Linked DNA regions of Homo sapiens: region 2 is linked to region 1. Evidence: chromatin contacts called from ENCODE Hi-C or POLR2A ChIA-PET data. All regions are on one chromosome and are shown on one strand. Each heading gives the region's core, a stretch centred on a gene start or an enhancer-like site at or near the end of the contact. The rest is flanking DNA. Distances are from core to core; before and after follow the strand shown.

Region 1 (4,999 bases), core at 1,679-4,178:
AGTGTTTTATCTCCTCTATCACTCTGGATTCAACTGGAGTATTGAGTGTACATATTCAACAAAAGCATATGAAGCACTGACATGGGAACTTACCACAGTGTTTATAGGACCATTATATAGGTAAAACAGATTTTGAGTCTGCAGATATTTAATAAGATTATCACAAAAAGTTCCATTACATCTTTAAATATATAAATACTGATGCCGCATTTACAAATAATGAATGGAAATTTTTATATAAGAGGTAATATTGAAATGACCTAATATCTAGGAAGAAAATAGTTTTAAAGTATTTTCAACAGTAAACGAAAATTTGAGGTCTAGCTTATCCTGGCTTTGATACTTGTTGTGATAATCTAGCACACAGTCTTTAACGCCTATGGAGTGCTGGGTTTTTTCACCTGCAGAGTGTTGCAAAATTTCAAAGATCGACAAGTATTTCTTCTAAAATAAAATTTTGATCATTCACAATGACAGTTTAGATAGCTTTTTAGAGGATCTGGTTTTGTTTTGTTTTGGAGTTTTTAGTAAGCATACTTTTTGTAAATCGGTAAACAACAAACAAAAAAGTAATGTGTACTGCCTATCCCCAGAATAGGACTACTATCATTGAAAATTGCCTCTGGCAGGGTGCAGTGTCTCACGCCTGTAATCCCAACACTTTGGGAGGCTAAGGCGGGTGGATCACCTGAGGTCAGGAGTTTGAGATCAGCCTGGCCAACATGGTGAAACCTCGTCTCCACTAAAAATACAAAAATTAGCTGTGCGTGGTGGCGGGAGCCTGTAATCCCAGCTACTCGGGAGGCTGAGGCAGGAGAATCGCTTGAACACAGGAGGCAGAGGCTGCAGTGAGCCAAGATGGCACCACTACACTGTAGCCCGGGCGACAAGAGGGAAACTCTGTCTCAAAAAAAAAAAAAAAAAAAAAAAAAAGGCTGGGCACTGTGGCTCACGCCTGTAATTCCAGCACTTTGGGAGGCCGAGATGGGCGGATCACGAGGTCAGGAAATCGAGACCATCCTGGCTCAGACAGTGAAACCCCGTCTCTACTAAAAATAAAAAAAATTAACTGGGTGTGGTGGCGGGCGCCTGTAGTCCCAGCTACTCGGGAGGCTGAGGCAGGAGAATGGCGTGAACCCGGGAGGAGGAGCTTGCAGTGAGCCGAGATCGCGCCACTGCACTTCAGCCTGGGTGACAGACCGAGACTCCATCTCAAAACAAACAAACAAAAAAACAAACAAACAAAAACACAAAAAGAAAAAAGAAAATTGCTTCTGTGACAGCAACTTGAATACTAAAAGTCGGTCCCTGGTTCCAATGGTTGAAGGCACCTTAGTAGTTAAATGTCATCCTACAGTTTAACCAGGTAGCTATTAAAACAGATAACCCAAATAAACAATAACAAGGCATTTGGCTGACCACCCTTTAAAACCTCTGAGGCTTTTCATGAGTGGGAAGGCTAGAATACTATTGAAGTCACTCATTAGAACTATGCTTAACTAATAAAATTATATAGAAGAATGATAATGTACTTCCGTATTTATATTTCAAAACCTTTTTCCTTGGCCAATACTTGTTAGTAAAGTGATTATGGTACTACACCAAGTTTTAGACTGTAAACTCCTAGAAATTATCATTTCAAGTGTGTATTAAATTTCAAGCAAATTTTAAACCGGTTTAAGATTCAGCCTTAAAGAACAGTTAAAATTGATTGAAAATAATCCAATTTCACCGCACTTTATACATCATAGTTGAAATGCAATGAAGACACATTATTACACAATAATGAAGAAGCAAAGATTTGGCCTGTTATCTGGGAAATTAGAGGGTGGACTACCTGGGCTCCTTTTAGCAAAACACTTTTCCAAAAGAAACTTATTTTTGTTTTCTTTAAACAATACTGTCCTGTCCTAAACGAAATCATTTTTAGTCTGTTGAAAATCCACGTGTCTTTGCGTGTTTATTTATTTATTTATTTATTTATTTATTTATTGCAGTGTTCAAAAAAAAAAAAAAAAAGATGCAAGGTTTCCAGCCCTGAGGACCAGGACGCTGTAGCTCCTGTCTCAGTTCAGCCCTAGCTCTAATTGTGACCTTGGGAAATGTCCCTGGCTCGGGGGACTCGGTTTCCCTCTCTTCTCAATTATGAGTGCTCGGAACGTGGGGGTGGGACGGGCCCCCAGCACCGCAGACAAGGGGTTACAGCTCGTCCAGCTTCATGCAAATCCCCAGCCCTCCTCGTCGCCTCGGCTCTTCCCATCCACTCAGCCACTAGCTCGCTCGGAGCAGTGTGCTCCCGGTGCCCCCCGCGGGGTACCCTCGGTTCTGCACGGCGCTCCCCCTTTGTGTCTTGCTGCTAGGAAGGGACCTTGCGATCATCCTTCCATCCGCCGAGAAACGCTCCACCTACCCTTCATTCTCGACCGTGTCTTTCCCGTTTCAGAGAACCCCTCACACTGCTGCCCTCGAGAGACCCCCGCCGTGGCTCTGACCGGGAATCCCTCTCCTTCCCTCCCCTCAGGAGACCTTCCCTTCACACAGCCTTCACCTCCGGAAGAGCCCTCAATTCACACAACCCCATTCTTCCTCAAACTCTCAGGGATTGGCACCCGGCTGCCTTTTGCGGAGCCGCAAAGGACCCTCAGCCTCCCCCACCTCCGTCATCGGGTTCTGGGGACCCCTCTCACCTCCGCGGTGAGAGATGTGTTTACTGAGGAATCGCTGCTTCTTTCTCTGGTGCAGCAAGGTCGGGTATTTAAGCAACAAGAATGAGGTCACCAAGTATCCTCCTAGCGTAGAGAGAAGGTAAAAAGCCGCAGTGGACGACATCTCAGTCACCGTGTGGGAAGTCTCCCACCTCCGGGCCCTCTGAACTCCGCTGCGGCAGTAGCAACGACGGCGGCGGCGGCGGCTGCTCGAGGTCGGCTCGCCCCCAGCCGGTGCCACTGGTGCAGCGCACTTGTCGGTGCCGGCCTACTGCGCACGCGCAGCTGGACCCCAGCGCCCCAGCAACAAAGAGGCTCCGACGCGCAGGCGCTCTCCGGCTCCCGTGTAGGAACCTGCAGAGATCCTGGACTGAGCGTTTGTCACCTAGCTCTGTGGACGGACCCTCATGAAGAGAAAGCTTGCAAACCTGCCAGTGTGTTGGCCATCACTCAAGCAGAAAAGACTATTCACGGGCAGCCTTTCCTAATTGGAAAATCCACATCAAAAAGGAAAGATTCCAGGGCGCGTCTTATCCCTTGCTCTAGAAAATGCAAATAATTTGTACCTATGGAGGCGATAAAGCTTGCTAAAACACTAAATAAACTCCTCCGTTTATCTAGCCTAGAGAGAATTTCCCCTATGGTCGCATATACTAGAAAAGGTACTGGTTTATCAGTCAAATATCTGAGAGATCGGCCCCTGTCCTCCCTCATTTCATTGTGAAAGTGCAATCCTCATTCTTTGTACACAATAGGCACTGTAGAAGTATTTGTTGACTTACAAGTCCGTATAAAATAAGGAAACTTTGTTAAGGTTATAAGGTATTACCTAAAAGTCCTAGAAAGACAGATAACTAAGTTCCAGAAGGCCCTACTAGTTTTCCTTTTACCCGACAAATTACAAACTGCTAACACACGAAAAGCCACACACTTCAATGCAAAAGAAATAAATCACCCAGGACTGAGGGAGAAATTTTACGGAGAAGACCATATCTCCCACAGGACTAGAAAAGCAGAGTGAATATTTAAAATCCTGATTCAGCCGGGCGCGGTGGCCCACGCCTGTAATCCCAGCACTTAGGGAGGCCGGGAAGGAAGGGTGGATCGCTTGAGCCCGGGAGTTCGAGACCAGCCTGGGCAACATGGCGAAACCCCATCTCTACAAAAAATAAAACAAAATAAGCCCGGCGTGGTGGCGTGCACCTGTAGTCACGCTACTTGGGAGGCTGAAGTGGGAGTATTGCTTGAGCCTGGAAAATCGAGGCTGCAGTGAGCTATGACTGCACCACTGCACCCCAGCCTGGGCGACAGAGCAAGACCCTATCTCAACTATAAAAAGAAAATTAGAAGAAAATAGGGGGTGGCTGGGCACGGTGGCTCAAGCCTGTAATCCCAGCACTTTGGGAGGCTGAGGCGGGCAGATCATTTGAAGTCAGGAGCCTGGCCAACATGGCGAAATTCCATCTCTACTAAAAATACAAAAATTTGCCAGGGGTGGTGGCGTGTGCCTGTGATCCCAGCTACTCAGGAGGCCGAGGCAGGAGAATCTCTTGGACCCGGGAGGCAGAGGTTGCAATGAGCCGAGAAGGCGCCACTGCACTCCAGCCTGGGTGACAGAGCGAGACTCCGTCTCAAAAAAAAAAAAAAAAAAAAAAAAAAAAAAAAAAAAAAAAATTCCTTTAGTCGAGGTTGAAGTGAGCCTTGATGGTGCCACTGCACTCCAGCCTGGGCAACAGAGCAACATTCTGAGGAAACTTACAGGTTAAAAAATCATGTGTTCTGTTTAGGGCTGTTAAACTATTTCCTGTAGATCAACTGACGCACATAGTTCTATTTTTCAAAATATCACCTGATGACTATGGAAGCGTCTAGAATAAACCACTGTGGCATAAAAATTATTTTGAGGCTGGGCATGGTGGCTCACGCCTGTAATCCCAGCACTTTGGGAGGCTGAGACAGGCAGATCACCTGAGGTCGGGAGTTCGAGACTAGCCTGGCCATCATGGTGAAACCCCGTATCTACTAAAAATACAAAAATAAGCCAGGCATAGTGGTGCATGCCTGTAGTCCCAGCTACTAGGGAGGCTGAGGCAGGAGAATGGCTTGAACCTGGGAGGCGGAGCTTGCAGTGAGCCAAGATCATGCCACGGCACCCCAGCCTGGGCGACAGAGCAAGACTCTGTCTCTTAAAAAATATATATATATTGAGCTGAAGGCATTTAAGTTCCTGGAATCCCTTATCAACCTAAAATCAAAGGCTCCCAGAAGAACTTAACTGTCATAAATCTCCTCCC
Region 2 (4,999 bases), core at 659-3,158, 530 kb before region 1:
GAGTTGTTTGGACAACATCTGTAATGTCAATTCATAGCCTAATCCATCATCTATACACAGAAGTCAAGTGAGATCCCAAAGGCAAAATTTCCAATTAGTTTTGTCTGGAAAGTTTAGGGCAAAGGTAATAAAATCAAGAATCCTGTGCTGATTCACTGGGAAAACATTTATTTGCCATACTTCTTCACTAAGGAACAAAAGCAGTCAGTGGTTAGTCTGGAATGTGATTCATTAGGAATATCTGGGTGATAAATAAACAAAAAAAGATGAAAAATGGTTGTTTGTATGACTTGCAAAACCTTTGTTTTCTTTCAGGGGACTTCAGAAACCCTTTTGCAAACACAGGAATTCTCTTCAGAATTTTTTTAATCATTGTTTTTCTCATTAGAGTCAGAAAACAAGGTTATGGTCTACAGCAAATAATTCTAGAAGGCTAGAGTGTAAAATATCGATTCCCAATGGGCACTGACAAGTTTAACCAGTGTTTATATTCTTTTTGTGAAGAAGGTCCCAAGTTATGCCTCTGGTCTCTACAAAATGCAGTACAGGCTGGGAACAGTGTCTCATGCTTGAAATCCTAACACTTTGAGAGGCCGAGGCAGCAGGATCACTTGAGCCCAGGAGTTCGAGACTAGCTCGGACAACACAGTGAGATTCCGTCTCTACTAAGAAAAAATATTAGCCCAGTGTGGTGGCATATGCCTGTAGTCCCAGCTACTTGGGAGGCTGAGATGGGAGGACCACTCGAGCCCAGGAGTTCAAGGTTGCAGTGAGCTATGATCATGCCACTGCACTCCAGCCTGAGCGACAGAGCAAGACCCTGTCTCAAAAAAAAAAAAAACCAAAAACCAAAACAAAAAACAAAGAAACAAACTGTCAAAAAGCAGTAACCGGGGCATGCATTAATGTGGATTTCAGTTTTCTAAATCTGTTGGTAAATTACTGTTGGTAACTTCTATCTCTTCCTTTGTTTAACAAAAAGCCTAATAATGCTTGTTACCTAGGTCACAGGGTAGAAATATGAGATTATACTATAAAAGTGCAAATATAAAATTGCTGGCCAAAACAAAAGAAATATGAACTCTATAGTATTAGTTCATGCTCCAAGTTATAAGGTACTGTCTTTGAAGCTATTTTTATTATATTGAATTAATCCATATTAAAAGGCATGTTTGGCCAGGTGTGGTGGCTCACGCCTGTAATCCCAGCAGTTTGGGAGGCTGAGGCGGGCAGATCACTTGAGGTCAGGAGTTCGAGACCAGCCTGGCCAACATTGTGAAACTCCTGTCTCTACTAAAAATACAAAAAATTAGCCGGGTGTGGTGGCGCATGCTTGTAGTCCCAACTATTCGGGAGGGTGAGGCAGGAGAATCGCTTGAACGTGGGAGATGGAGTTTGCCGTGAGCCAAGATCGCGCCATTGCACTCCAGCCTGGGAGACAGAGTGAGTCTCCGTCTAAAAAAAAAAGAAAAAGAAAAAGAAAAAGAAGGCATGTTTCACCTTTGTTCTCTAGACCCAAGCAACTTTTGATCATACAGTTGACTTAAGTATTCAAGAGAAATGAACTACATATTTATGAGAGCTGTTAAAAAAGGGCGGGGGGGGCTAGTATAAATTGTTTAAAATGTATGCTCAACAACAAATTTAAGCTAAACTAAATTTTCTTGGCTTTCATTTAAGCATACATTAATAAACTTAAGGGCAGGAAGTTACCCAGTCTGTGCATACCCCTTTTCCTTGGCAAAAACCCAGCCTGATGTCCTGAAGACCTTGGTTTCTTCTTTTGATGTGGTGATGCTCAGCAGAGTTAATATATGAGTCATTCCTTAGGGAAAGACAGGGAGAAGAGCTTTCATGCCTTCATCAAACAAAAGGCAAATAGATTTTTTTCTAAGAAGGGTCTGTTGGTCTTCCTGAAACAGCACTGAGTCACTGCATGCTTATAGCCATAGTTATAAGCATCTGGTATCAAGTCACACCACAGCCTTAACTTTTGGTAATTTCTTTTTTGTCTTAAAAGGAGGATAGACAAATGAGCAATAAAGCAATAGTCAGAAGTCAAGCTGAATTGATAGGGAAGAAGCTGGCTAACAATTTTTTAAAAAAAGAATGATTCCACTTTATGGTATTAACTACTACAATATTTCACTTACTGAAACTATTTCACTATTTTATTTCAACCCATATGAATGCAGTTTTCCAAATAATATTTACTTTTAGCAATAGCCAAGAGTCAAAAAGTATCAGAAATGTCTATACTAAGGAAAAAACAGCTTTTAAAAAGTGCAGAATACTATACAGTACTTCCTCCTTAGGGTGCCATATACAGAGGAGGTCATAAATATGAAAAAGCAATTAAGATGTCAGATTTTTTAAATGTATAATTTTTTTTGTTTTCTTTTTAGTCATCAATTGACCTGTACTTCAGGGTAAATGTACAATTTTTAACACATATTTTAATAATGAAATAATCCCAAACTTTAAAGCAGAAACAGGCTCTGAATCTTACACAGGGGCACGTATCTCACAATTTTCTTTGTATCTAATTTATAACAAAAAGTACTTTTTTTCTATAAAAATGGTCATATGAAACAAAATGGCTCACAGATATCATTCAAAGGATAACACCTTGATGTTACAGCTTCTAATAAAACCTGATCTATTCTACAATGTAACTGAATAGTTCCCAACTTTTCTACTTCCAAACTGCTTCTAGAAAGTAAAACTAACACTTTAAACATGAGAAAATCCAATGGTTAAAATATATGGCAAACAGAAAAATTGTAAAATATATTCAGCCTTCTACTTATAGCTAAATATTTGGGTATGTTTTTAAATTATAAAATGATTGTCGATCGTTTTTCTTCTCTTTACAGTTCTTTGTCTAGAAGCTGGGCTTAACTGAAAGGGATATGGGGCTTTGTGAAGTCTTTTGCCAGGAAACTGCTCCACCTAGTGTCAAAAATTGTACATACATCACATTATATAGGAGAGTAAATTGTAGCCCATGGACTCCTTTGCTATTAAGAACAGGCTTTATAAATCCTTAATGTTACATACAGTTTACAAATGGTTCTTTAATCATCTTTTTGTCTTGTAACTTGATGAATCATAATGTACATGCATATAAGGAGCATGTCCAGAATACATTTCTCATAATCAAGTACCAAAGTTCCTGTTTTTGTTAACCTGGTTAATTACAGAATTATGAATCATATTTCTATTAGTGGGAAATAATTACAAGGTGGCTAATGAAATAACCCCATCACTTCTCCTAATTGTGTACAACATCTAAACTTTTTTTTTTTTCTTGAGACAGGGTCTCATTCTGTCGCCCAGGCTAGAGTGCAGTGGCGCGATCATAACCTCCCTGGGCTCAAGTGATTTTCCAACCTTGGCCTCAACCTCCACCTGAGTAGCTGGGACTACAGGAGCATGCCACTACACCTGGCTAATTAAAAAATTTTTTTCGTAGAGACGGGGTCCCACTAGGTTGCCCAGGCTGGTATGGTCTTGAACTCCCGGCCTCAAGTGATCCTCCTGCCTTGGCCTCCCAAAGTGCTGGGAATACAGGTGCGAGCCACTGCACCTGGCCTAAGCTTTTTAGAAATAAATTTTATTGTGCATAATTGAGGCTTACAATATGTTGTTATAGTATACATACAGATAACAAAATGGTTATACTATAGTAAAGCAAATTAACATGTTTATCATCTTACATAGTTACTTTTTAAAAATAAGAACAGCTAAAAATCTACTTAACAAAAATCCCTAATCCATTGTAATTTTACAACAGTGGTACCTTAGATCTTTAGACCTGTTCATCCTACACATGACATCTAAACTTAATCCATAAGTTATTTATTCCTCAAAATGGTTGCAATCTTGTAAAATCTGGTATTTAAGAGGAATTGAACATACCAGTGGTTACATGAAACTGGAACCAAATCTTCCTGTCATCAGACAGCTCATTTAGAAGAAATTCTTCTGCTTTTCCCTTCAAAAAAGCTTTTTCTTTTTACTCTTAATTTTTTTTATACAACTCATATATGCACAACTATATTCTTTTCTAAAGCATCATGTGAAACCTGTTATTTCTTGATCAAGAAGAGAGAAATGATAGTACTTATTTGGCAAATGGGTGAACCAAATACACAGATGTCATACAAAAATCCTTAGAAGACAGCTAGCTCTCTCATTAAGGCTCCCAGGCTCACTATGTCTCTTCCGGTGTACTACTGTCATTCAATGAGTTGGAGCAGGGGTTAACAAACTACAAACTGCAGACCAAATCCAGCCTGCTACCTGTTTTTATGAATAAAGTTTTACCAGAAAACGGCCGCATTCACTCATTTATGTACTGTCTATAATTGCTTTCTCGTTACAGTGACAGATCTGAGTAGTTGCACAGAGACTGGATAGCCCACGATGTGTAAATAGCTACGGATCTGATCCTTTACAGAAAAAGTGAGGCCGGATACAGTGGCTCATGCCTGTAATCCCGGCACTTTAGGAGGCTGAGGCGAGAGGATCTCTTGAACCGAGGAGTTTGAGACCAGCCTGGGCAACATGGAGAGACCCCGTTTCTACCCCTAAAAAAAACCCAGCTGGTGTAGTGGTGCACACCTGTAGTCCCAGCTACCTGGGAGGCTGAGGTGGGAAGATCTCTTGAGCCCAGGAGGCTGAGGCTACAGCGGGCCATATTCATGCCACTGTACTCCAGCCTGGCAACAGAGAGAAACCCTGTCTCAAAAAAGAAACGAAGATAAAAGAAAATGAAAAAGAGAAGGTATGCTCTGTAGCCCTAGGTTAGACTTTTTTTTTTTTTTTTTTTTTTTTGAGACGGAGTTTTGCTCTTGTTGCCCAGGCTGGAGTGCAATGGCGCAATCTCGGCTCACTGCAACCTCTGCCTCCCCCGTTCAAACAATTATCTCACCTCAGCCTCCCAAGTAGCTGGGATTACAGGCGCCCCCCCCACCACGCCCAGCTAATTTTTGTA

Evidence for each region. A loop is a pair of places that touch in the nucleus more often than their neighbours do. ChIA-PET counts read pairs that join two places held with the same protein, here RNA polymerase II (POLR2A). Pooled maps may share reads with other maps.
Region 2: a pooled map shows a loop between it and region 1 (2.2-fold over the local background). The contact joins the enhancer-like site here to the promoter of GDPD1 in region 1. A Hi-C loop is called at or near these places in 1 of 37 single-sample maps with no recorded cell type and 1 of 50 pooled maps. POLR2A ChIA-PET finds 5 or more read pairs at or near these places in 2 of 52 experiments (AG04450 and GM12878).

Annotation. Positions count from the first base shown.
Region 1 is chr17:59,218,440-59,223,438 of GRCh38, reverse strand. GDPD1 (glycerophosphodiester phosphodiesterase domain containing 1) reads right to left here and starts at 2,928. Exons shown (of 10, transcript NM_182569.4): 1 at 2,688-2,928. The coding sequence starts at 2,829. RefSeq lists an enhancer at 2,352-2,902.
Region 2 is chr17:59,751,585-59,756,583 of GRCh38, reverse strand. The region is part of intron 5 of VMP1 (vacuole membrane protein 1); the gene reads right to left. Among named protein-coding and RNA genes, the nearest start is that of VMP1, 46 kb to the right of the region's middle. RefSeq lists enhancers at 1,489-2,331, 1,175-2,374. Within about 2 kb of position 1,908, at least 10 of the 41 ENCODE cell types and tissues checked have a DNase peak (open chromatin) inside an H3K27ac peak, as active enhancers do.